3 separate regions of the Homo sapiens genome follow, and regions 2 and 3 are each linked to region 1. A link is a loop called in an ENCODE intact Hi-C map of the cell type or tissue named here. Cell type or tissue: heart right ventricle. All regions are shown on one strand. Links, peaks and the distances in the headings refer to the core of each region. The heading gives the core; the rest is flanking DNA.

Region 1 (7,673 bases), core at 865-5,864:
CGCCCAGCCTGTGATTGGCTTTAAGTCATAGAAAATAGGATTGCTCAGCTGGCAATCTGCATACAGATCCCCTCTGCCCACCCCCCAAAAAGTTCAGTACTCCTGCGGGTGCTTGTTTGGGGCCTGAGAGAATTCGGAATGAGGGCGAAAGAGCACTTAAAAGCAAACTTATGTTCCTGTAGTGACAGTTTAGGATGAAGAGAGGTCACACCCACCCAGACTGGGTTTCAACTCCAGACTGAGACTCAAGCTCACCCCTCACTATTCTCCATCACGCCTTGGAAAACAGTCCAAAGCTGCTGTAGATTGTGGCTTAGAGACACAATCGTGAAGGATCTAAAAGGCTTAGGATTTTATAAAATGTATTATTTTAGGTGAATCACACTCAGATTGCTCTTTAACCAACAATAAAGAAACGGGCTTGGATAAAAGGTTGCAGATAATGTCACCAAAGCTGTGCAGTTGTCATGAGAGAGTGTTCCAGACGTGCATGCAAACATACACACACACACCCCTGGGTCCTGGTCCCCTGCTGTCCAATGAGTGTGGGATACCTAGCCCTCCTGTCACATCGTTGGAGCTCACAGGAAGTTATCCTTGAGAAAGGAGCATCATCCTCATCCTCATTAAGAGAGCACTGACTGGACTGAAAAAAAAAGCTGACTCCCCGCCCAGCCAGCTTGGTCCCCAGAGGCAGCGACACTCTATTTTTAAAGATGAGGTTACCCGCTGGGCACCCTAAGCTGACTTGACGTCAAACTGAGTGGCCCCCTGTGACACCAGAACCCCTCACCTCTGCCGCCCTCCTGCCCGCATCCTGCTCTCTGCCCCGGCCTCCAGCCCCAGCTCCACCTTTCCCAAGGGACCCATGTGGGTGCCCCAAAGAATGACAAACGCTGGTGCTGAGTGCCAAGGAACGGCTGGACCTCATCAATTTTCCATTGTCGAGTTGTATTTCCACCTACTGTGGCGGCTGCGCCAGTCAGGGTTCCTGCCCCACCCTTCTTCCGCGCAAAACACACCCAGCTCTAAGATTAGACCAGGACAGCTTTCCGGGGGGACCAAGACAAGGGGGAAGGCAGAGAGAGAGGAGGGAGGGAGACAGAAAAACCAAGACCGGAAGGGGACAGGGAGAGAGACACCAAGAGACAGAGGAGGAGAAATGCAGAGAGACTTGAACAGAGACAGAAAGAGGGAGAGAGAAGAGAAACAGAGAAAAGAGAGAGAGAATGAGATAAAGAGGAGGAGGGAGGGAGAGGAGAAAGAGAGAGGGCCTCCTCCCACTCTGTCCTTCCAAATTCAGGCTTTCCTCGTGGGCCCTTCCTCAAGGTCTAAGTGGCAAAGAGGTCACTGAAGGAAGCTAAGTCCCCTCTTCCTCAGCGGTTCTAAAGGCCCCACTGGCTATGCCCGCTGGTCTTCCTAAGTCATAAGCTATGGCCTCGAGCCCTTGGGCTTCCCAGCCCAGCTTCCTCCTTTCCAAAATGAGGACAAACAGGAGTTAGAGGGCCTGAGAGCCGACGCCTCACCAACACACCCAGGACAGCCCCCTCTACTCTCCCATTTATTTTCTTGACAGCCAACACCCCACTTAGCCATACGGAGTCCCTAAGTGGCACAGGCGGGCCGATGACAACTGTTTAAATCCAGCGCCCACGTTCAGTTGGGATATTCTGACCCACTCAGGGCTGCTCCATAAAGCAGCGCGTGTCCGGATGCAAGAGCACCGAGAACTCGAAACCTCTCTGTCAAGCTGCCCATTCGGGGTTAAGTTCAAAGACAGAGGACAAAGGAAACGGATAAAGCGTCCGATACAAGAATTACCCATTTCAGAGGCACAAGACGAAGAGCACAGGCGGTGTCAGGACATGTTAGGATCCGTCCCCAGCGCTGCCGTCCTCGTCCCCACAGCGCCCCGGGACACCTGTCCCCCACAGCCCAGCTGCTCCTGCAGCCCCTGGAGAAATCTGTACATTCCCTGCCTCTGGGCACACAGGGAGGCTGGCCTAGGGGAGGCCTGCAGGGGTCTTCGCACCCCGCGCCAGTGTCCCTGGGGCCGCTGCCAGGGAGGGAGCACGAGGTCCCCCAGGCGAGGTGACCCGCAGGAGGTTTTGTGACGTCGGACGGCCCAGGCCCCAGAGTGCTGTGTGTGCTGGGGGTGGAGGGTGGTCTCCGAGAGGAGCCGTCGGCATTTCAGGTTAGGCACCCGGCCGGTCGGGGGTACTTGCCTGGGCTGGGGGGCTGGGGAGTGCGCTCCACCCGGGAAGACCCGGGGCGCAGGTGCAGCCCCGCACGGGGACTCCGAGCCGAAGTAGCGGGTCAGGGCCCTCCCCAGGAGGTCGGCACCCAGGGCCCTTTGTCCTACTACAACGTCCCGGCCACGCCGCGCGCCCCTGTGGGCCGAGTCCCCGCCCGCACTCACTCACCCACGGTGGCCAGCGTGTCAAAGTCCTGCAGGCTGTACACAGGCGGCTCCGGCGACAGCGCCTCAGGGCTGGGGCAGAGCGCGGGCGCCCCGTCGGGGGTCTCCTCCGCCACCTTGCGGGAGTCGCTCTCCGCCGCGGCCGCCTGGGCCAGCCCGGGCGCCTCCATGGGGACGCACTCAGGTCCGGGGCACCGGGCCAGGCCGGAGCGCTCGGGGAGCCGGGCTTCCCGGGACGCAGCCTCGGAGGGCGGCGCGGCGGCGGCATCAACAGAGGCTCCCCATGCGCGCTCTCGCCTCCTGGTGCGCGGTCCGGCGCGGCTGACGGAGCGACGGGGACAATGGCTGGGCGGCGCTCACGGCACAAGCAGCAACGGCCCCGAGTGGGAGCAGCCGCCGGCCTCGGGGGGCGGGCACCGAGTGCGGGACGACTGCGGGGAAGGCGGGGGCCGCGGCCCGGGCTGGGGGGGGCGAGGCGGGGGCCCTGCGCATTCCGGGTCTCGCGCCCGCCGCCTCCTCCAGCTCGGTAGCCGCGTGCGCGCTGTTGGGGCGGGCGGAAGCCGCCTGGGCGTGACCGCGCCTCTCCCCGCCCTAACCCGGCCGCGGGGCTGGGGGCGTCGCCTTCGCGCGCGCTCCGCCCCCGCCCCGACCCAGCCCAGGAGCCGGAGACCCGGGCGTGCGGCGCTGGGGAGGTGCCCACGCCCCCTCCGCGCCCGGGGCACCCCTGGGGTGGGACCCAGGCTGACTTCTCCTCGGGGACGCACTGGCGGGCCACCCGCGTCGCTGCACCCAAGCCCGGAAGATGGGGAGGCGAGGGGGCCCGGGGACAGGGAGGGCGTAGCTCAGCAGAAGTGAAGTTCAAAACTAAAAAGTGAAACTGGCGTTTGGTGAAGAGAGGGGCTCGGATTAGCCCGGCTAATTTTTGTATTTTCTCAGTAGAGACAGGGTTTCACCATGTTGGCCAGGCTGGTCTGGAACTCCTGAGCACAAGTGAACCGCCTGCCTCGTTCTCCCAAAGTGCTGGGACTACAGGTATAAGCCACCACGCCCAGCCTCTGATTGGCTTTAAGTCATAGAAAATAGGATTGCTCAGCTGGCAATCTGCATACAGATCCCCTCTGCCCTCCCCCCAAAAAGTTCAGTACTCCTGCGGGTGCTTGTTTGGGACCTGAGAGAATTTGGAATGAGGGCGGATCCCCAAGAGGGGCTGCCGGGTCTTCGGGATGAGTTCAGCGTCCTGGTTTTGCTGTAGGACTCTGGTGATTCTAGATTTCTACTTGGAAGGGGCGGGGAAGGGCGGGCTCGACCCTGTGCGTTTCTTTGCAGCTTCCTGTGGATCTAGAATTCTTTACAAATAAACATTCCTTTAAAAAACTAGGGAAAGACAGATTTGAGAGATCGCCCGACCAAATGTAGTGCGTGAAACTTGATTGGTCACTGTTTCAAACACCCCGGCGACAACCCTATAAAGAATTGTGCAGAGGCATTTCAATTTCAGAAACCCCAAAGATTTTTTTTTCCTGGCTTAAGTGTGGCTCAGGCAATAGTTGGACATACTTATATTTAAAACCCATATCCGTGTGGATTTGAAATGCAAATATAGCTAGATATTTGGTCACCCCTTTCCCCAGGGAAATGCAGACAGTGCTTAACTTGCGGGCCTGGCACGGCCTGGACGCTGCGCCCCTGACCCGCGACCAGGGCGGCCCAGGCTGCCGGTTCGCCGACCACAGTTTGAGCAGCAAGGGGTCAAACTGCAAACGCCTTTGTTTTGAGGGATCTCAGCGATTCTGCGATTGGAGGGGGTCTCCAGTCCCTCAGTCCGCAGGTCAGGGGGGCTTTCCGAGAGCCAAAGCGGCCTCTAAGTCAGAACGGACACATTTTTAGGGGGACCAGGCCGAGCCATCCTTCCACAGCTAACGGGGAGGGGGAGTCAGGAAGTCTGAACCTGGCTCAGGCTTTGGATTTCTGGCCCCTGGCTGCCAGCCTCGCCCAGCCTCCACCTGCATTTTGTGGGTGGCATTTCCCCCCGGGGGTGACACCCGCTCCCTATGCTCTGCAAAATCCTGAGCTGGAATGCAAAACATATGCGACACCAGCAGGCCCCTGCCATCCCCTGAGCCTGGTTAGGACAGGTCACGGCCCTGCCAAGCTTCACCAGCAAGCCGCGCAATCCCTTGATCCTGGTTAGGACAGGAAACGGCCCTGCCAAGCCCTGCCTGGCCGAGGGGTTCAGGGCCAGCAAGGAACGCGCACTCAGGAAAAGTTCGTGTCTCCCCGCGGAACGCGCGCCCTCTCCACTAGGGCCTGACCTTGGAAATGCAAGGCTGCGGCCTCATAAAGTCCTTTTAATCAAGGCCCGGGTTTCACACCCAATTAAGCAGATGTCCTTGCCTGCAAATTGCACGCAGGAAGAAGAACGTGGCACAGATTTGCAGCGTTAAACTCTGCTTGAGCTGCTGGTTGGTCTGATTCCACCGAACCCACCCTGAACTTGACCGCATAGCTACCTCTTCTTATAAATAGACCCTGCACGTTTCACAACACCTTGCTTGACAAAACAGCTTTCATCTGGAAGGATCATAAAAATCCTTGAGAAACCACAGCCTATTACTTGAGAGACAAAAAAGGAAAATCCCTGTGAGTTAGGCATGGAAGGGTCATTACCGCCTTAATGAAGTGGCATTAATTTGCGGTGGAGTCAGGAATTGCTGAACTCTGCCATTCGGAAGGAATAAGTCCCTGACCCTAAACCAGAATGAGCTATAAATTCAATACAATGATAGGTGCAGGTGTTGTTAAATATGAGAAGAATCAAAATTGTACCATCTGGCTTAGCACAGAGACTCACACCTGTGATCTCAGCACTTTGGGAGGCATGGGGGTTCGAGACCAGCCTGGGCAACATTGGAACCCACCCCCCCATCTCTACCAAAAATAATTTTTTAAACTAGCCACGTGTGGTGGTGCACACTTATAATCCCAGCACAGAGGCAAAGGCACGAGGATGCCTTGAGCCCAGGAGGTCAAGGCTGCAGTGAGCTATGACTGCACCACTGCCCTCCAGCCTGGGCAACAGAGTGAGATCCTAACTAAAAAAAAAAAAATCATACAATCTCTGAAGGGAGCTGAACACTCTTTAAGCATGTATACTGTATGTGTGTGTTTGTGTATGTATGTGTGTATATATAATGTATATATAGCCATTCCATATATTATATATACTGAATTAAATATGTTATATATTTGTGTATATGTATGTGTACATAAGTATGCATATATATGATATATAATATATTTTGCATAAATGATATATAAAATATATATTTCTATATATGGTGATATAAAATCTTTTTTCTAATTTTATTTTTTATTTTTTCATTTTTATATATTGAGGAGGTACAAATGCAGACTTTCTGTTTTTCAGTAATTTTGCTTAAGATAATGGCCTCCATTTCCTTCCACGTTGCTGCAAAAGACATTATTTCATTCTTTTTTATGGAATCATAGTATTCCATGGTGTGTGTATATATATGTTTGTGTATGTGTGTGGGATTACAGGTGCCCGCCACCACGCCTGGCTAATTTTTGTATTTTTTGTAGAGACGGGGTTTCACCATGTTGGTCAGGCTGGTCTCAAACTCCTGACCTCGTGATCTGTCCGCCTCGGCCTCCCAAAGTGCTGGGATTATGGGCTTGAGCCACCGCACCCGGCCAACTTTACAATTTATATATATAATTTGCATATATATAACTTATATAAATATATATTCTAGTATATTTTATATAATATATATTCTAGTGTGTGTGTATATACGTGAAGTGTTTAGCCACCTTCGCAGACATATACACACACACATATATATATTCTGAGTTAAACATATATAATATATAAAATATATGTATGTATATGTGTGTGTATATATATGTGTATATGTGTTTGTGTGTATATATATGTGTGTATATATGTGTGTGTGTATATATATATTTATGTTGCAACTTATTGACCTAAACATATGCTTCAGCTTCCCTTTCACTGCCATCTGCGGTGAAGCTGCCACCAAACTGCAGATTTTCGTGAAAACCCTAAGGGGGAAGACCATCACCCTTGAGGTTGAACCCTCAGATGCGATAGAAAATGTAAAGGCCAAGATCCAGGATAAGGAAGGAATTCCTCCTGATCAGCAAAGACTGATCTTTGCTGGCAAGCAACTGGAAGATGGACGTACTTTGTCTGACTGCAACATTCAAAAGGAGCCTACTCTTCATCTTTTGCTGAGACTTTGTGGTGTTGCTAAGAAAAGGAAGAAGTCTTACCCCACTCCCAAGAAGAATAAGCACAAGAGAAAGAAGGTGAAGCTGGATGTCCTGAAATGTTATAAGGTGGATGAGAATGACAAAATTAGTGCCCTTCTGACGAATGTGGAGCTGGAGTGTTTCTGGTAAGCCACTTTGACAGACATTATTGCGGCAAATGTTGTCTGACTTACTGCTTCAACAAACCAGAAGACAAGTAACTGTGTATGAGTTAATAAAAGACATGAACTAAAAACAAACAAACAAACAACAACAACAACAAAAACCATAGCTTCAGAAACACACAGTGCCTCCATACTTTGTTATTTGACCAAGTGTAAGAGGTCTTCCCAGGGCATCTGGAAAGGGGTCCTCCAAGCAATACAGTGATCAATTCCTGTTTAGACCACGCCAGGAATGGAAACTCTATCATTTCCTGAGGATATATCCACCTATGATTTGGTCTTAGAAGGCAGGAAGGGAATTCTGATAAACGTTTAGTTACAGCAATACAGTTTCAAATTTTAGTACTCAGATATCACCATAATTACGGTAATGCCCTTGGTTGCGTGCCTACTGCGTCCCAGGAATAGAATCCGTCTTTTCTCATGCTCAACATAGTTCATTCTCGTTTTCTCAGATGAGCCATTTATTGGGGCTTGAGTATTTTCATGCATTATCGAGTCATCCCCAATGCCTAGCATGTTCCTTACAAGGACTGATTCACTGTTGGTAGCTTTGCAATCTTCTCTTCTCATTTTTTCCTTGTCACAGGACGGTACCATCATGGGTTAGTTTTGGCTTTACATGTTAGGACTTCACTATAGCCTAGGAGTTGGCTACATTCCAGTACAATCTTCAGTACTTCTGCCTCTGCTGATGGGCCGGGCCCATTGTGACTAATTGAAGATGATGAAATTGATTTTATAAATGTATGTAAAACCACGGTTATCAGAGA
Region 2 (7,673 bases), core at 1,815-6,814, 50 kb before region 1:
TCTTATAGCTCAGCAAGTTCAAAATGTGTGGTCTTGAGGCATAAAGGGAAGCAGGGACACTATATGAGGAAGGAGAAGTATTTTGTTGGAGTGGTGTTTTTTTTGTTTTTTTTTTTGTTTTTTTTTTTTTTGAGACAGTCTTGCTCTGTCACCCAGGCTTGGAGTGCAATGGCACGATCTTGGCTCACTGCAACCTCCGCCTCCCGAGTTCAAGTGATTCTCCCGCCTCAGCCTCCCGAGTAGCTGGGATTACAGGCGCATGCCACCATGACCGGCTACTTTTGGTATGTAGTGGCTGTTTTCCAGAGCAATCTGCTGGAGTTCTAAAAGACCCAGCACATACCCACATTCCTTCCATCTTATCACTGACATCTCGACTCATTTTCTCCCAGCTAAATGCCCTGTTTTTCTGCTTTGCACCGTTATTGGTTGGGCAAGAGTGTTCCTCTCAGTAATATTTCGTGATTAAGCACATGGCATCTCAAATGCATGACAGTCAAACTGTACTTTTGTGGATGAGCTTAGAAGACAACCATGATTTCATGATTTCACTGTTCTGGTGGGGAAATATTTTCCAAGGTCCAAATACTATCGTACTAGTGAACTTTTACAATAAACTTCTGTGTCAGCTGGTGACTTTCTAAATTTCTTCAGGGCGCAAGGTGGAAGGAAAATTTAGCTACGACTGACCAGCCAAGGTGTGATACTGAACATTTGGGGGTAACACTGAGCTCTTGAAAATACCATTAATAGTCAAAGCAATAGCAAGACCACTGTCTACAACTGTTAATTTGGTTGAAGAGAATATACATGGCTCTACTTCCCTATGGCTCAAATATGTAAGAAAAAGATGGACGCATGCTTACACACACACATACAAACACACTCTCTCTCTCTCTATCAATTAGCTTGCAACACATTTTTGGATATATCCTGTATCCTCCCCCATCTACCTCACTCTGGGATAATAATCTGCACAGATCCTCTTAAGAATAATGCATCACCTTGTCACAATGTAGCAGCAGGTCACCTTTCAGGAGCATCAGAGATAATTAACCATGGTGGGAGATTAGAAGGATTTGGGTAGGTTAGAAGCAAGGAATGAAAGAACTTTGAGGATTACACAGGCATGTAGAATACGCAAGCCCTGACAATACAAACATCTCAGGTTCGGTCACTTGGCTTGCAGGGGAAGTTGCAATTTCAACCATGGGTAGGATGATCTGTAGAGGAAGAGAGTTAGGGCTTTGTATCAAATGAGAAGAGGAGGGAAGGGACGAGGAGAGGAGGGGAAGGAAGAAGAGGTGGGGAGAGGAGGAGAGAAAGCAGGGGAGAAAAAGTTACTGCACGAGTGGGGAAAACTACTGAGATGTGTAAGGTTGTATGAAAATACATCTGTTCCACAAGTGTCTCAGTAAAATCAACATCAACAAACCACAAGGCTTAATAAAGTCACCTTATCAGTATATATGAAATGGAGACATCATTTTTACCTATACACTAATGCGGGATCACCCTTCAGCATCTTTAAGAAGTAACAGTTTACAAAGAGAGTTAGCAAGTAAAAACATACTCCTTTAAGAAAAAGAAAAATCTAGATAACTGGGATTCTCTTGCCCTTCCCCAAACCAATAAGATTAAGTAAATATTATAAGAAAAAAGAAGTTCTCTGACACATCCTTCCTTCAAATCTTTTATCAGTAAGACTTTGCAGGCGAGTGTGGTGGCTCACACCTGTAATCCCAGCACTTTGGGAAACTGAGGCAGGAGGATCACTTGAGACCAAGAGTTTGAGACTAGCCTGGGCAAAATAGGGAGACTCTGTCTCTGCAAAAAATAAAAAGATTAGCTAGGTGTGGTTGTGCAGGCCTGTAGTCCCAGGTACTTAAGAGGCTGAGGCAGCAGGACAGCCTGAGCCCAGGAGTTGAAGCTATGACTGAACCTCTGCACTCCAGCCTCAGTGACAGAGCCAGACCCTATCTGGAAAAAAAAAAAAAGACTTTGCTTACGTGGACAGAATTTGTACAGAGCTGGGTATCACTAAAGATAAGGAACAAAATGTTGAAAGAGATACTGACTTTACTATCTCCAAAAAACATTCACAAAACTTAAGTCATCATGTGCAGGGGCTGTGGGATAGGACGAGTTTAGTGACCACAGGTGATTTCAAATCTGAGCTTAGAAAATTAGAAACCAATGCATCAGTTCAATGATTCCAGTTACCTGAGGGACTCTGCCCCTGACATCAAGTCTATAAAAGTTCAAAAGCAATAGAAGATAAGAGGGTTTATCACAATGGATATGAGAAGTATGTTCAAGATCTAACACTTACTGTACATACTAGCCTCAGCAATCAATGAATTCATCAACACATTAATCAGTAACTCACCAGCCACATTCTTTATTGGTTTCCAAATGTTTTGGACAAGGGCCCCTTATGTGCCAAGTAATGTTCTCGGTACATAGTATCAGGAACGGCAGATCTTGTGACTGTCATGAGCTTTGCAGGCTTGATGTGGAACAGACATTACATAGTAAACTTGGAAGGATGGCTGGAGGGGGTCCTGTAAGACCAGGTAGAAGGTGGGGACAGGGAGGCAGGGGGCATCTCTGTCCCCACAGCTGAAGGCCAAAGGAAGATTGGGGAGAGACACAAAAGAGCTGGAGGCCAGGTGCGGTGGCTCACGTCTGTAATTCCGGCACTTTGCGGGGCCAAGGTGGCAGATCGCTTGAGCCCAGGAGCTCAAAACCAGCCTAGGCAACAAAGCAAGATCACGTCTCTACAAAAAATTAAAAATTAGGGCCAGGCGCAGTGGCTCATGCCTGTAATCCCAGCACTTTGGGAGGCCAAGGTAGGTGGATCACGAGGTCAGGAGATCGAGACCATCCTGGCTAACATGGTGAAACCCCATCTCTACTAAAAATACAAAGTATTAGCTGGATGTGGTGGCGGGCGCCTGTAGTCCCAGCTACTTGGGAGGCTGAGGCAGGAGAATGGCGTGAACCTGGGAGGCGGAGCTTGCAGTGAACCAAGATCACACCACTGCACTCCAGCCTGGGGGACAGAGTGAGACTCCATCTCAAAAAAAAAAAAAAAAAAAAATTAAAAATTAGGTGGGCATGGTGATATGCACCTGTACTCCTATCTACTTGAGAGACAGAGGTAGCAGAATCACTTGTGCCCAGGAGTTCAAGATCAGCCTGGGCAACATAGCAAGACCCCCAAAATTTAAAAATCAGCCAGGCTTGGTGGTGCAGGCCTGTAGTCCCAACTATCTGGGAGGCTGAGGTGGGAGGATAACTTGGGCCCAGGAGAATGAGGCTGCAGTGAACTATGATGGCACCACTGCACTCCATCTTGGGCAACAGAGAAAGGCCCTGTCTTTAAAAAAAAAAAAAAAAAAAAAATTAGAGATGGGGTCTCACTAAGATGCCCAGGTTGGTCTCAAACTCCTGGCCTCAAGCAATCCTCTCACCTCAGCCTCTGACAGTGCTGAGATTATAGGCATGAGCCACTACGCCCTGCCTATTTTCACATCAGAAACGTTTGGGCTGATACAGCAGGAAGGGGTGAGTTCAGCAGAGATCAGAGATCAGTGGAGAGAAGGGGAGGGAATTTAGATAAGCTATGGCAGCTTCTGTGAAGACATCATTGATGTGGATGGGCTCTGGAGATGTGTTTGAGAATTGGAAAGGGGCAAGGCATGGCGGTGTGCACCTATAATCCTAGCTACTTAGGAGGCTGAGGCAGGGGAAATGCTTGAAATTATGAGTTTGAGACCAGCCTGAGCAACACAGTGAGATCTTGTCCCTACACACACACACACACACACACACACACACACACACACACACAAAAAAATTCAATTAGCTGGACATAGTGGTGTGCACTTGTGGTCCCAGCTACTTGGGAGGCTGAGGTGGGAGGATCTCTTGAGCCCAGGAGGTCAAGGATGCAGTGAGCCATGATTGCACCACTGCACTCCAGCCTGGATGAGACGGCAAGACCACATCTCTTAAAAAAAAAAAAAAAAAAAAAAGTTAAAAGGGCAGGACTCAGGATTACAGTGAATGCAGAGTCAAAGAAAAGGAATAAAAAATGGTTCCTGGGTGAGCCCCAAGAGCTGGAAGGACCACCTATGAAATGGGGAAGTGCAAATGAGGAACTGATTAGGGCTGAGGGGCAAGGAGGAAGAGCAGGAACTCATTTTTGGTGAGAGGCATCTGAGCAGAAGGCTCAGAGAGTGGTCAAGTGGGCGCACACATGTAGCTTGGCAGGCTGAAGGGGTGGGCTGGCAGCAGCGCTTGGGAATCTTGAGACCAGCAAGACAGCGAATGCAAATACAGAGAAAGAGGAATGAGAGGGCAGAGGGGCTCCTGTTTCCCACTGTGGGGTCCAAGGAAACGTCACCAGGAAGTACATGCCCACAGGCACACAGCCTTGCTCCTAGGGTCACATGCACCCTCCCATCCTCTGCAACACTGCCTTGCACAGCTGAGCTCCTCTCGAGGAGAAGTGAGGTCACCTCCCCTGCTGCACGCACTGGAAGACCTCCTCCGCACCAGCAGCGCATCCATGGCCCCTTTCCTCCACTTCCACACCAACATCTGTTGTTTTCTTACTTTTTTGTTTTTTTCCTAGATAGGGTCTCGCTCTGTTGTTGCATAGGCTGGAGTGCAGTGGCGCAACCATAGATCACTGCAACCTTCAACTCCTGAGCTCGAGCAATTCTCCCACCTCAGCCTCCTGAAGAACTGTGACTATAGGCGTGCAACACCATCCCTCGCTATTTCTTCGAGCTTTTTGTAGAGACAGGGTCTCCCTATATTGCCCAGGCTGTTCTAAAACTCCTGGGCTCAAGCGATCCTCCTGCCTGGGTCTCTCAAAGTGCTGGGATTATAGGCGTGGGCCACCATGCCTGGATTTTTTTGAGTTTTTGTAACAGCCATTCCAATAGATGACTGGATAAAGAAAATTTAGTATATAAAAGTCACAGAAAATGTAGTATATCGACACCACCATAAAAAATAAAATCATGTCTTTTGCAACGACAGGGATGGAACTGGAAACCACTATCCTAAGTAAAATAACTGAGACACAGAAAGTCAAATACCGCATAGTCTCACTCAAAAGTAGGAGCTCAACAGTGGGTCCACATGGACACAGAAATGGAAATAACAGATACGGGGACTCCCAAAAGGGGAAGGCTGGGAAGGGGTTGAGGGCTGAGAAATAACCTATTGGGTACAATGTTCACTATTCGGGTAAGGGGTACCCTAGAAGCCCAAAGCTCACCATAACATGATACATCCATGTACCAAACGTCCACGTGTATCCCTGAATGTCTAAAGATTAACAACAACACAATAATAATACAACTTCTCCTCCTCAAAATACCCCAGAGGGATCTCCAAGAAAACAAGAGACAAAAATGATGCATACTCTAGTGGCATGAGGCCAAAACTGCACGGGGCGCGCGCGTGTGTGTGTGTGCATGCATATATGTGTGCGTGCATGTGTGTGTGCACGTGCACGTGTGTGTGCTTGTGTGTGTGCGTGCTTGTGTGTGTGCGTTTGTGTGAGGGGGCTTTTTTAACACAAAGAAAAGTACAGAAGGATCCATACCAGGCTGTGAAATAGTTACCTGGCAATGAGGAATTCCAGATCAGCCCAGTCAACAAGGTGAAAACCCATATTTACTAAAAGTACAAAATTAGCTGGGGGTGGTGGTGCATGCCTGTAATCCCAGCTACTCAGGAGGCTGAGTTGGAAGAATCGCTTGAACCCAGGAGGCACAGGTTGCAGTGACCCAAGATCACAACACTGCACTCCAGCTGGGGTGACAGAGCGAGACTCCATCTCTAAAAAATAATAATAATAAATTAAAACAATGTATTCAAGCAGCTGAAATCAGGCACTGGACAGATATTTGCCAAACCTTGTTCATAGCAGCATTATTCACTACAGCCAAGAGGTGGAAGGCACCCCAGTGTCCAAGGATGAATGAATGGGTAAACACAACATGCTGTATCCTCTATACGATGGAATAGTACTCAGGCTTAGAAAGGAGGGAAATTCCTTTCTACAGGACGGGGGAATCTGAAGGACATTACAGTAACTGAAAGAAGCCAGTCGCAAAAGGACAAATGCCGTATGATTCTGCCTATATAAGGCTCCTAGAATCACCAAATTCATAGAGCAGAGAGTACGAGGGAGGTTGCCAGGGCAGGGCTGGAGGGAGGGGCAATAAGGCGTGTTTCATGAGGACAGAGTTTCAGTTGGGGAAGATGAAAAGGAGTTCTGGAGATGGATGGGGATGGGGATGGGGATGGGGTGGCGGTTGCACAGAAACATGAATGTGCTCCATGCCACTAAACAGTGTTTTGTTTTTTTTGTTTTCTGTTTTTTTTTTTTTGAGACAGAGTCTTACTCTGTTGCCCAGGATAGAGTGCAGCGACACAATCTCAGCTCACTGCAATCTCCGCCTCCTGGGTTGAAGTGATCCTCCTGCCTCAGCCTCCCGAGTAGTGAACTGTACATTTTTTTTTTTTTTTTTTTTGAGACAGAGTCTCGCTCTGTTACTCAGGCTGGAGTGCAGTGGTGCGATCTTGGCTCACTGCAAACTCTGCCTCCCAGGTTCATGCCGTTCTCCTGCCTCAGCCTCCCAAGTAGCTGAGGACTACAGGCACCCGCCACCACGCCCAGCTAATTTTTTTGTATTTTTAGTAGAGACGGGGTCTCACTGTGTTAGCCAGGATGGTCTTGATCTCCTGACCTCGTGATCCGTCCACCTCGGCCTCCCAAAGTGCTGGGATTACAGGCGTGAGCCACCACGCCCAGCCGTGAACTGTACATTTTAAAAATGGTTAAAATGAGGCCGGGCATGGACGCTCATGCCTGTAATCTCAGCACTTTGAGAGGCCAAGGCAGGAGGATTGAGTGAGATCAGGAGTTTGAGAACAGCCTGGGCAACAAAGCAAGATCACATGTTTGCCAAAAATTAAAATATTAACTGGGCATGGTGGCATGTGCCTATAGTCCCAGCTCAACTTGAGAGCCTGAGGTAGGAGGACTGCTTGAGCCTGGTAGTTGGAGATCAGCCTGTGCAACACAGCGAGACCCTGTCTCTACCAAAAATTAAAAAATTAGCCAGGCGTGGTAGTGCGCACCTGTAGTCCCAGCTACTTGGGAGGCTGAGGCAGGAGGATCACCTGAGCCCAGGAGGTTGAGGCTGCAGTGGGCCATGATTGCACCAGTACACTGCAGCCTGGGCAACAGAGCAAGACCTCATTTCTTTTAAAAAAAAAAAAAAAAAAAAAGGAAGTTAAAATAGTAAACTGTTATGTGATATATGTTAACAAAATAAAAAAATTAAATTTTAAAGAATGTTTTCCAGCATAGAGAGCAATCTATGAATCTATGAACGGGGGGAAAGTCAACATGAAGAAAGAGTCAATGTCGTCAACAACGACTGAGACAAGGGAGGTTTCCAAGTCCCCTCCCCATCCTCTCCAGTGACCTCAGCTGAGCAGCTCTGTCCTCATCTTTAGCTGACAGCAGCACTTTTCCATCCGCGAAGCTGATCTGCAGTCTTTTATTTGCAGGGTCTGCGGGGATGGCTTGTCCTCTAAGGGATTTTTTTGCTTTTGTTTTTGTTTTTATGAACAGGCAA
Region 3 (7,673 bases), core at 1,582-6,581, 81 kb after region 1:
TTATTTGTTCATTTGTTTTGAGACAGGGTCTTGCTCTGTCACCCAGGCTGGAGTGTAGTGGCATGATCTCGGCTCACTGCAATCGCTGCCTCCCTGGCTCAAGCAATTCTTTCATCTCAGCCTCCCGAGTAGCTGTGACTACAGGCGTGCACCAGCCTCGGCTAATTTTTGTATATTTTGTACAGACTGGGTTTCACCATGTTGACCAGGCTAGTCTCAAATTCCTAGGCTCAAGTGATCCGCTCACCTTGGCCTCCCAAATTGCTGGGATTACAGGCGTGAGTCACACTGCCCGACCCATGGTGCTGCTATGAATATGGTGTGTACATATCTGTTGGAGTCTCAATTATTTTTTAAATTCTTTTCATTTTTAGCGATGGGGGTCTCGGTGTGTTGATCGGCAGGCTGGTCTCGAGCTCCTGGTCTGAAGTGACCCTCCCATCTTGGCCTCCCAAAGTGTTAGGATTACAGGCGTGAGCCATTATGCCCAGCCCCCCGCCCCCTTTTTTTTTTTTTTTTTTTTTTTGAGATGGAATCTCACTCTGTCGCCCAGGCTGGAGTGCAGTGGCACGGTCTCACCTCACTATAACCTTTGCCTCCCAGATTCAAGCGATTCTCATGCCTCAGCCTCCTGAGTAACTGGGATTACAGGTTTAGATTTAGTAGAGACAGGATTTCACCATGTTGGCCAGGCTGGTCTTGAACACTCTTGACCTCAGGTGATCTGCACGTCTCTGCCTCCCAAAGTGCTGGGATTACAGATGTGAGCCACTGTGTCTGGCCTCCGATTCTTTTCTGTATTTACCCAGGAGTGGAATTGCTGGTCATGCGGTTGAGACTGTTTCATGTTGGCTGTGCATCAGCTTTCAACCTCCATCCCATCCTGGAATAGAGGTACTGGTGGTTTCATAATTATATCTGACCTGTATCAGACCCACTTTTGTTTTTTTGGCTGATTGGTACTCTTTTTTATATGTCTTTCGTCACATTTTCTTGACACATATCTGGGAATGCTTGACTGTGTGGGGTTGGTTGTGTGGAGTGCTCAAAGTGAGAAGAAAGAAGGAAGGAAGGAACGGAAGATGGGAGGGAGGAAAGATAAAAGGAAGCAAGAGAAAGGAAGAGGGGAAGGAGAAGGAGGAGAAGAGGAAGAGGAAGATGAGGGAGAAGGAGATGAAGGAGGAGGAGGAAAAGGAGGAGGAGGAGGAGAAAAAGAAAAAATTGGAGGGAGAAGGAGGAGAAAGAGAAGGAACAATAGGAGGAGAAGGAGGAGGAGGAATAGAAAGAGGAGGAGAAAAAGAAAGAAAAGTTGGAGGGAGGAGGTGAAAGAGGAGAGAGGAAGAAGGAGCTGGAGGAGGAGGGGAGGAGGAGGAAGGAAGGGTATTCCCACCCTGAGAACTCTTTTACATTATCCACACAGATTTCTGTGCAGTTATATGATTAATTCAAGGCTCTAATATAATGTAGCAAAAAAAAATCAACAAAATAGAAGGTACTCCTGGACACACTTAAGTTTCACAGGTTGGTGTGGGTTCGTGTCTTCTCAGCAGCATGTGAAGGTGTTAGATGGTTTTTTAAAAAGGAGGAAGAGGAGGAGAATGAGGACGAGGAGGAAGAGAGTGGGGAGGTCTTGCAGCCCAAGAGATGTCTGACATGACCTGGAAGTTACCGCTGCGCCTGCACCATGGGAAGACTGTTCTGGGTCATCGTTTACCCATTGTTTAGACTTTGATGGCTGTCTATGGAGGTGTCTCCAAGTTCGGGTAGGGGGGCCTGGCTCTCAGGTCAGGAGGACTCTGGACTAAGTCTTGAATGTTTCCAGGTGCACCCCATACAAAGGGTCTGTCTCAGGACTCCTACAGCTGAGGGAATTTACAAATTCTTCTTCCCATCTTGGTCTGCTCTGTCTATCCCCCTCACCTGGATGTGTTCCTATACCCATACCCGGTGGCTGTGGTCCAATTTTATTCTAAAAGTTTTCACTAGGAACACATGCTCCAACCCTCATCCAAGGCTAGAATCTTCCCAGCAGTTTCCCAGGGCACCTGCTCTGAGATTTTACCTCTTGGGGAGAGAAAGGATGAGATTCTAGAGTGTGTGTTTTATTTATTTAATTTTTTTTCTAAAGTGAATTGGAAAACAAAAGAATGAACCTCCTCAAACTTCAGTATGGCATGGAGTTGGACTATGACAAGAGAAGCCAGTGGAAGTATAGAGACATCTTGGACTTAAGAAATGCTGTGTACCTATGGTTTGACAGAGAGTAGTGGATTCCCTGACATTAGCCTGTGTGACCTGAAATAAAGCTGCAGGTGTCCCATGGCTGAGTAGGATGCGGGACGTCTTAGTGGGGGCCACTGAAGGAAATTCTTAGGTGACAGAGAGTCAGATAGTGGCAGATCAGAAGATTTGGATAGAACCAGGAAACAGACACGTTAAAAAAAATTGCAGTAAGAATATCTAACATGAGATTTATCCTCTCAAGTTTTTAAGTATGCAATACAGTATTATTATTACTTGTTAACTCTTTAAAACATTTGAATAGTTTTTGGGGAACAGGTGGTGTTTGGTTACACGTATAAGTTCTTTAGTGGTGATTTCTGAGATTTTGGTGCACCGTCATCTGAGCAGTATACACTGTACCCAGTGTGTCCCCTTTGATCCCCCACCCCCCTCCCACCCTTCCCCCTGAGTCCCAGAGTCCATTATGCCATTCCTATGCCTTTGCATCCTCATAGCTTAGCTTCTGCTTATAAGTGAGAGCATACGATGTTTGGTTTTCCATCCCTGAATGACTTCACTTAGAATAATGGTCTCCAATTCCATCCAGCTTGCTGCAATTGCCATTATTTCATTCCTTTTTATGGCTGAGTAGTACAGAATACAGTATTATTAACTACAGGCGCAGTGTTGTAGACAGCAGATCAGAACTTATTCGTCTTGTATAACTGAAGCTTTATACCCACAGAACAACTCCCTACTGCCCCTCCTCGGAGCACCTGGCAACCACCATTCATCCTCTGCTTCTATGAGTTTCATGAGTTTATACTCTGCATATAAGTGAGACATGGCAGTATTTGTCTTTCTGTGCCTGGCAGATTCTGCTTAGCATAATGTCCTCCAGGTTCATCTGTGTTGTTGCCAATGATTGGTTGCCTTTCTTTCTTAAAGCTGAATAGGATTCCACTGTATATATGCATGACATTTTCTTTACGCATTCATCCATCCACGGACACTTAGATGGTTTCCATGCCCAGGCTATAGTGAATGATGCTGCAGTGAACATGGGGGTGCAGATGTCTATTTGAGATCTTGATTTTATTTCATTTGGACAAATACGAGTAGGCTTGCTGGGTCACAGTAGATTTATTTTTAATTTTTTGAGGAACAGAAAATGGGCATTTTTTAAAACCACATCTGGAAGAGGGGAGGAGCCACAGAGTTCATTTCCAACACCTTCCTGTATGTTCTTTTCCGGTAGTTGTGCATAGTGTATCATACATAAGTTAGCTGCTTTGCAAACAGTGTGTAGTTCAATCTTCCCTTACCTTTGGAAACAACCTGGTCTCAAAAAGCTTATCTGTGTTGTCTCTGAAATAACCTTTGGGTGCAGTCTGTACAGTTAAACCATGTGAATTCAGTAACTTGCAGCTAATGCTTTTGCTATCCTTATAAAATGAGGAGACAGACGCTTGATCCTGACCTAGCTCTTGATATGGTTTGGCTCTGTGTTCTCACCCAAATCTCCTGTTGAATTGTAATTCCGAATGGTGGGAGGTGATTGGATCATGGGGGCGGATTTCCTCCTTGATGTTCTTGTAGTGAGTGAGTTCTCACAAGATCTGGTTGTTTAAAAATGTGTGACACTTCCCCCTTTGTGCACTCTCGCTCTCTCCTGCTGGGCATGTGAAGATTGTGCCTGCTTCCCCTTCGCCTTCCACCATGATTGTAAGTTTTCTGAGGCCTCCCCACCCATGCCTCCTGTACAGCCTGTGAAGCTGTGAGCCAATTAAACCTCTTTTCTCCATAAATTACTCAGTTTCACGTATGTCTTCATAGCAGTGTGAGAATGGACGTATACAGCTCTATTGAGTCCAAGAGTCCCAACTTCAGGCATTCCTGTCTGGGGACAAACACTCACCATATTAGTCTGCTAGGTCCCACAGTCCTCAGAAATTTATTTTCTCACAGTTCTGCAGGCCGGAAGTCCAAGAACAGGATGCTGTTAAGATTGGGGTCTAGTGAGGACTCTTTTCCTGGCTGGCAGATGGCCACCTTCTCACTGTATCCTCACATGGCCTTTCCTTTGTCCTAAAGCAGAAAGGCGGTGGTGGAGATGGAAAGAGAGAGAAAGAGAGAGAATGAGGGAACTGTGGTTGTCCAGGGTTGGCAGAAGAAGGAATGGGGAATTGTTTAGTGGGTACAGAGTTTCAGTTATGCAAGACATATAAGCTCTGATCTACTGTACAGAATCATGCCTATAGTTAACAATACTCTATTATGTACTTAAGTATTTAAGAGGGTAAATCTCATATTAAGGGTTCTTATCACAATGAGAGAGAGAGAGAGAGATCTGTCTTCATCTTCTTATGAGGACACAAGTCCTATAGGATGAGGGCCCCACTCTTATGAGCTCATTGAGTCTTTATTATCTGCTGATAGACTCTATCTCCAAATACAGCCACATTAGGGTTAGGGTTTCCCCATATGAATTTTGAAGGGACATGGTTCAGTCTGTAACACCTACTCCAGCCTGGAGCAATGTGCTCTCTTTCCTTTGGCTGATGGTCTTGATGGAGTAGGAAGAACTTCATCGTCATCCTATACAGCACCTGCAGATGCTGGGACTTCTCTAGTGGGATGCAGCTTGTTTCCAAAGTAAGTAAGTGGAAGTCGGGGCACAGTGGCTCATGCCCATAACCTTAGCTCTCTGGGAGGCTGAGGGCAGAGGATTCCTTGAGCCCAGGAGTTTGAGACCAGTTTGGACAACATAGTGAGACCCTGTCTTTACCAAAAATTTGAAATTAGCCAGGTATGGTGGTGCATGCCTGTGGTCCCAGCTACTTGGGAGGCTGGGAGGTGGGAGGATTACTTGTGACTGGGTGTTTGAGGCTGCAGTGAGTTATGATCATGCCACTGCACTCCAGCCTGGGCAACAGACGGAGACCCTGCCCCCAATCCCGCCCCCACCAAAAAAAAGTAAGTGAAAACTGGCTGGGCACGGTGGCTCATGCCTGTAATCCCAGCACTTTGGGAGGCCGAGGCGGGCGGATCACGAGGTCAGGAGATCGAGACCATCCTGGCTAACACGGTGAAACCCCGTCTCTACTAAAAATCCAAAAAAATTAGCCGGGCGTGGTGATGGGCGCCTGTAGTCCCAGCTACTCGGGAAGCTGAGGCAGGTGAATGGCCTGAACCCGGGAGGCGGAGCTTGCAGTGAGCTGAGATAGCACCACTGCACTCCAGCCTGGGCAACAGAGCTAGACTTCGTCTTAAAAAAAAAAAAAAAAAAAAAGTAAGTGAAAACTTCAGGAATGTGCTGGGACAGGTTTGAAAACTCATGGTTTTCTCCCCTGGTCACCCAGCACTGGAAGCTCTATATGCTTGAGGTACTTTCAGGTGTTTCTGACCACATGATAAGTAGAATTATCTTTTCACACCATTGATTGTTACTTCTAGCTGGGATATAATTGGTGTGCCACTTACCTGCACTTTTTTCATGATGAGGCCAATGTTATTATCTTATAAATAAGTATGGATCTTAATTGACAAACTTTCTGCTAATTCTATATTACCCTTCCCTTCTACGTCCATCAGGTTTCTATGTTGTCTTCTAGGAAACCCACGAAAGATTGTAAAGTCAATAAGATTTAAACATCTTTCAAATTCCCAATGGCCAGACAGAAATATTTGTTTGCAAAAATTTCCCCAAAGAGGTGCACAGATAAATCTTTTAAGATGAAGCCATGCGAAAATATAAAGGAAGGGCTGGGCGCGGTGGCTCAGGCCTGTCATCCCAGCACTTTGAGAGGCCAAGGTGGGCGCATCACTTGAGGTCAGGAGCTTGAGACCAGCCTGGCCAACATGGTGAAACCCCATCTCTACTAAAAATACAAAAATTAGCCGGGTGTGGTGGCACATGCCTGTAATCCCATCTACTTGGGAGGCTGAAGCAGGAGAATTGCTTGAACCCAGGAGGCGGCGGTTGCAGTGAGCTGAGATTGCACCACTGCACTCCAGACTGGGAAACAGAGTGAGACTCTGTCTCAAAAAAGAAAAAAATATAAAGGAAGACTGGTATCTGTTTGTCTGTTGAGTGTTGGACAATGTGGGGATGGGGAGGACAGGATTGTCTCTGCTCTTAACTTTCTTTTTAAATTAAACTTTTTTTGGAGATGAGGTCTTGCTCTGTTGCCCAGGCTGGAGTGCAGTTGTGCAATCGTGGTTCACTGCAGCCTTGGCTGCCTGGGCTGAAGCGATCCTCCCAGCTTAGCCTCCTGAGTTCCTGGGACCACAGGTGTGCTCCACCATACCCACTTAGTTTTTTATTTTTTGTAAGGTTGGGGTCGTGCTGTGTTGCCCCACTTGTCTTGAGCCCCTGGGCTCTAGTGATCCTTTTACCTTGGCCTCCCAAAATGCTGGGATTACATGCATGAGCCACTGTGCCTGGCCCTGGCTCTTAACTTTTGGGGTAACTGAAGTGATGCCCACCGTAGGTTTTGAGACTTAGGAGAAGACTAATTTTTTCTCTATGGAGAGGAAATTTATAGAACATAAAACTCAACATTTTGTTATTTTTATTATTTATTTATTTTTGAGACAGAGTCTCACTCTGTTGCCCAGACTGGAGTGCAGTGGTGCAATCTCAGCTCACTGCAACCTCTGCCTCCTGGGTTCAAGCAATTCTCCTGCCTCAGCTTCCCAAGTACCTGGAATTACAGGCGCCCACCACCATGTCCGGCTAGTTTTTGTATTTTCAGTAGAGACGGGGTTTCACCACGTTGGTCAAGCTGGTCTCGAACTCCTGACCTCAGGTGATCCACCCACCTTGGACTCCCAAGGTGCTGGGATTACAGGCGAGAGCCGCTGCACCTGGCAAAATTCACCATTTTAAAGTGTACAGCTCAGTGAGATTTAGTATGTTCACAACCACGTCTCTATCTAGTTCCAGAACATTTTCATATTTCCAAAACGGGACCCTGTACCCACTAGCAGTCACTTCCCATTCCGCCTCCCCAGCCTCTAATGGCCATGTATTTTCCGTCTCTGTGGATTTGCCTATTTTGGACACTTTATATAAATGGCATCATATAGCACGTGGTCTTTTGTGTCTGACTCGTTTCGCTGAGTGTGCTGTTATTCAGGTGCACCCACACTGTAACCTGTTTCCGAGCCGCATTCCTCTCTAGGGTTGCATCATGTTCCCTTGTGTGGATGGACCACGTTGTGTTTTTCTTCATCCACTGATGGTCATTTGGGTTGATTCCACTTGAGATGTTTTTTAACCTACGACTCAGGACACCTGGACTAGATTATTCATGATTTCTTCCAGATCTGCGATCTTAGATTTAAATAAATAGCAGTGTGCCATTTGGGTCACAGATGTTAGTTCTGTGTGAAACAGATCTATAGATAGGAAGAAGAAGTTTAACGAAGAGAAGATACAGACGGGC

Evidence for each region. Peaks named below come from ENCODE experiments on the same cell type or tissue, not always from the same donor. Only the 100,000 strongest peaks of a DNase experiment are listed, where the experiment ranks them.
Region 2: it touches region 1 in a loop (3-fold over the local background); 24 of 110 quality-filtered maps call a loop at or near these places.
Region 3: it touches region 1 in a loop (4-fold over the local background); 3 of 110 quality-filtered maps call a loop at or near these places.

Annotation. Positions count from the first base shown.
Region 1 is chrX:3,710,665-3,718,337 of GRCh38, forward strand. PRKX (protein kinase cAMP-dependent X-linked catalytic subunit) reads right to left here and starts at 2,985. Exons shown (of 9, transcript NM_005044.5): 1 at 2,424-2,985. The coding sequence starts at 2,589. It also overlaps the pseudogene RPS27AP20. RefSeq lists enhancers at 332-853, 1,079-1,208, 1,609-1,918, 4,250-4,897 and silencers at 2,089-2,368, 2,409-2,538, 2,559-3,288. In heart right ventricle, for the core only: no CTCF peak of the experiment used is centred there; DNase peaks (open chromatin) are centred at 917, 1,557 and 2,937; H3K4me3 peaks cover 2,829 bases; H3K27ac peaks cover 2,726 bases.
Region 2 is chrX:3,659,613-3,667,285 of GRCh38, forward strand. The region is part of intron 2 of PRKX (protein kinase cAMP-dependent X-linked catalytic subunit); the gene reads right to left. PRKX-AS1 (PRKX antisense RNA 1) reads left to right here. Exons shown (of 3, transcript NR_046643.1): 2 at 7,670-7,673. Among named protein-coding and RNA genes, the nearest start is that of PRKX-AS1, 4.0 kb to the left of the region's middle. In heart right ventricle, for the core only: no CTCF peak of the experiment used is centred there; a DNase peak (open chromatin) is centred at 4,476.
Region 3 is chrX:3,791,379-3,799,051 of GRCh38, forward strand. No RefSeq gene overlaps it. Among named protein-coding and RNA genes, the nearest start is that of TRI-GAT1-1, 43 kb to the right of the region's middle. In heart right ventricle, for the core only: no CTCF peak of the experiment used is centred there; no DNase peak of the experiment used is centred there; H3K27ac peaks cover 1,475 bases.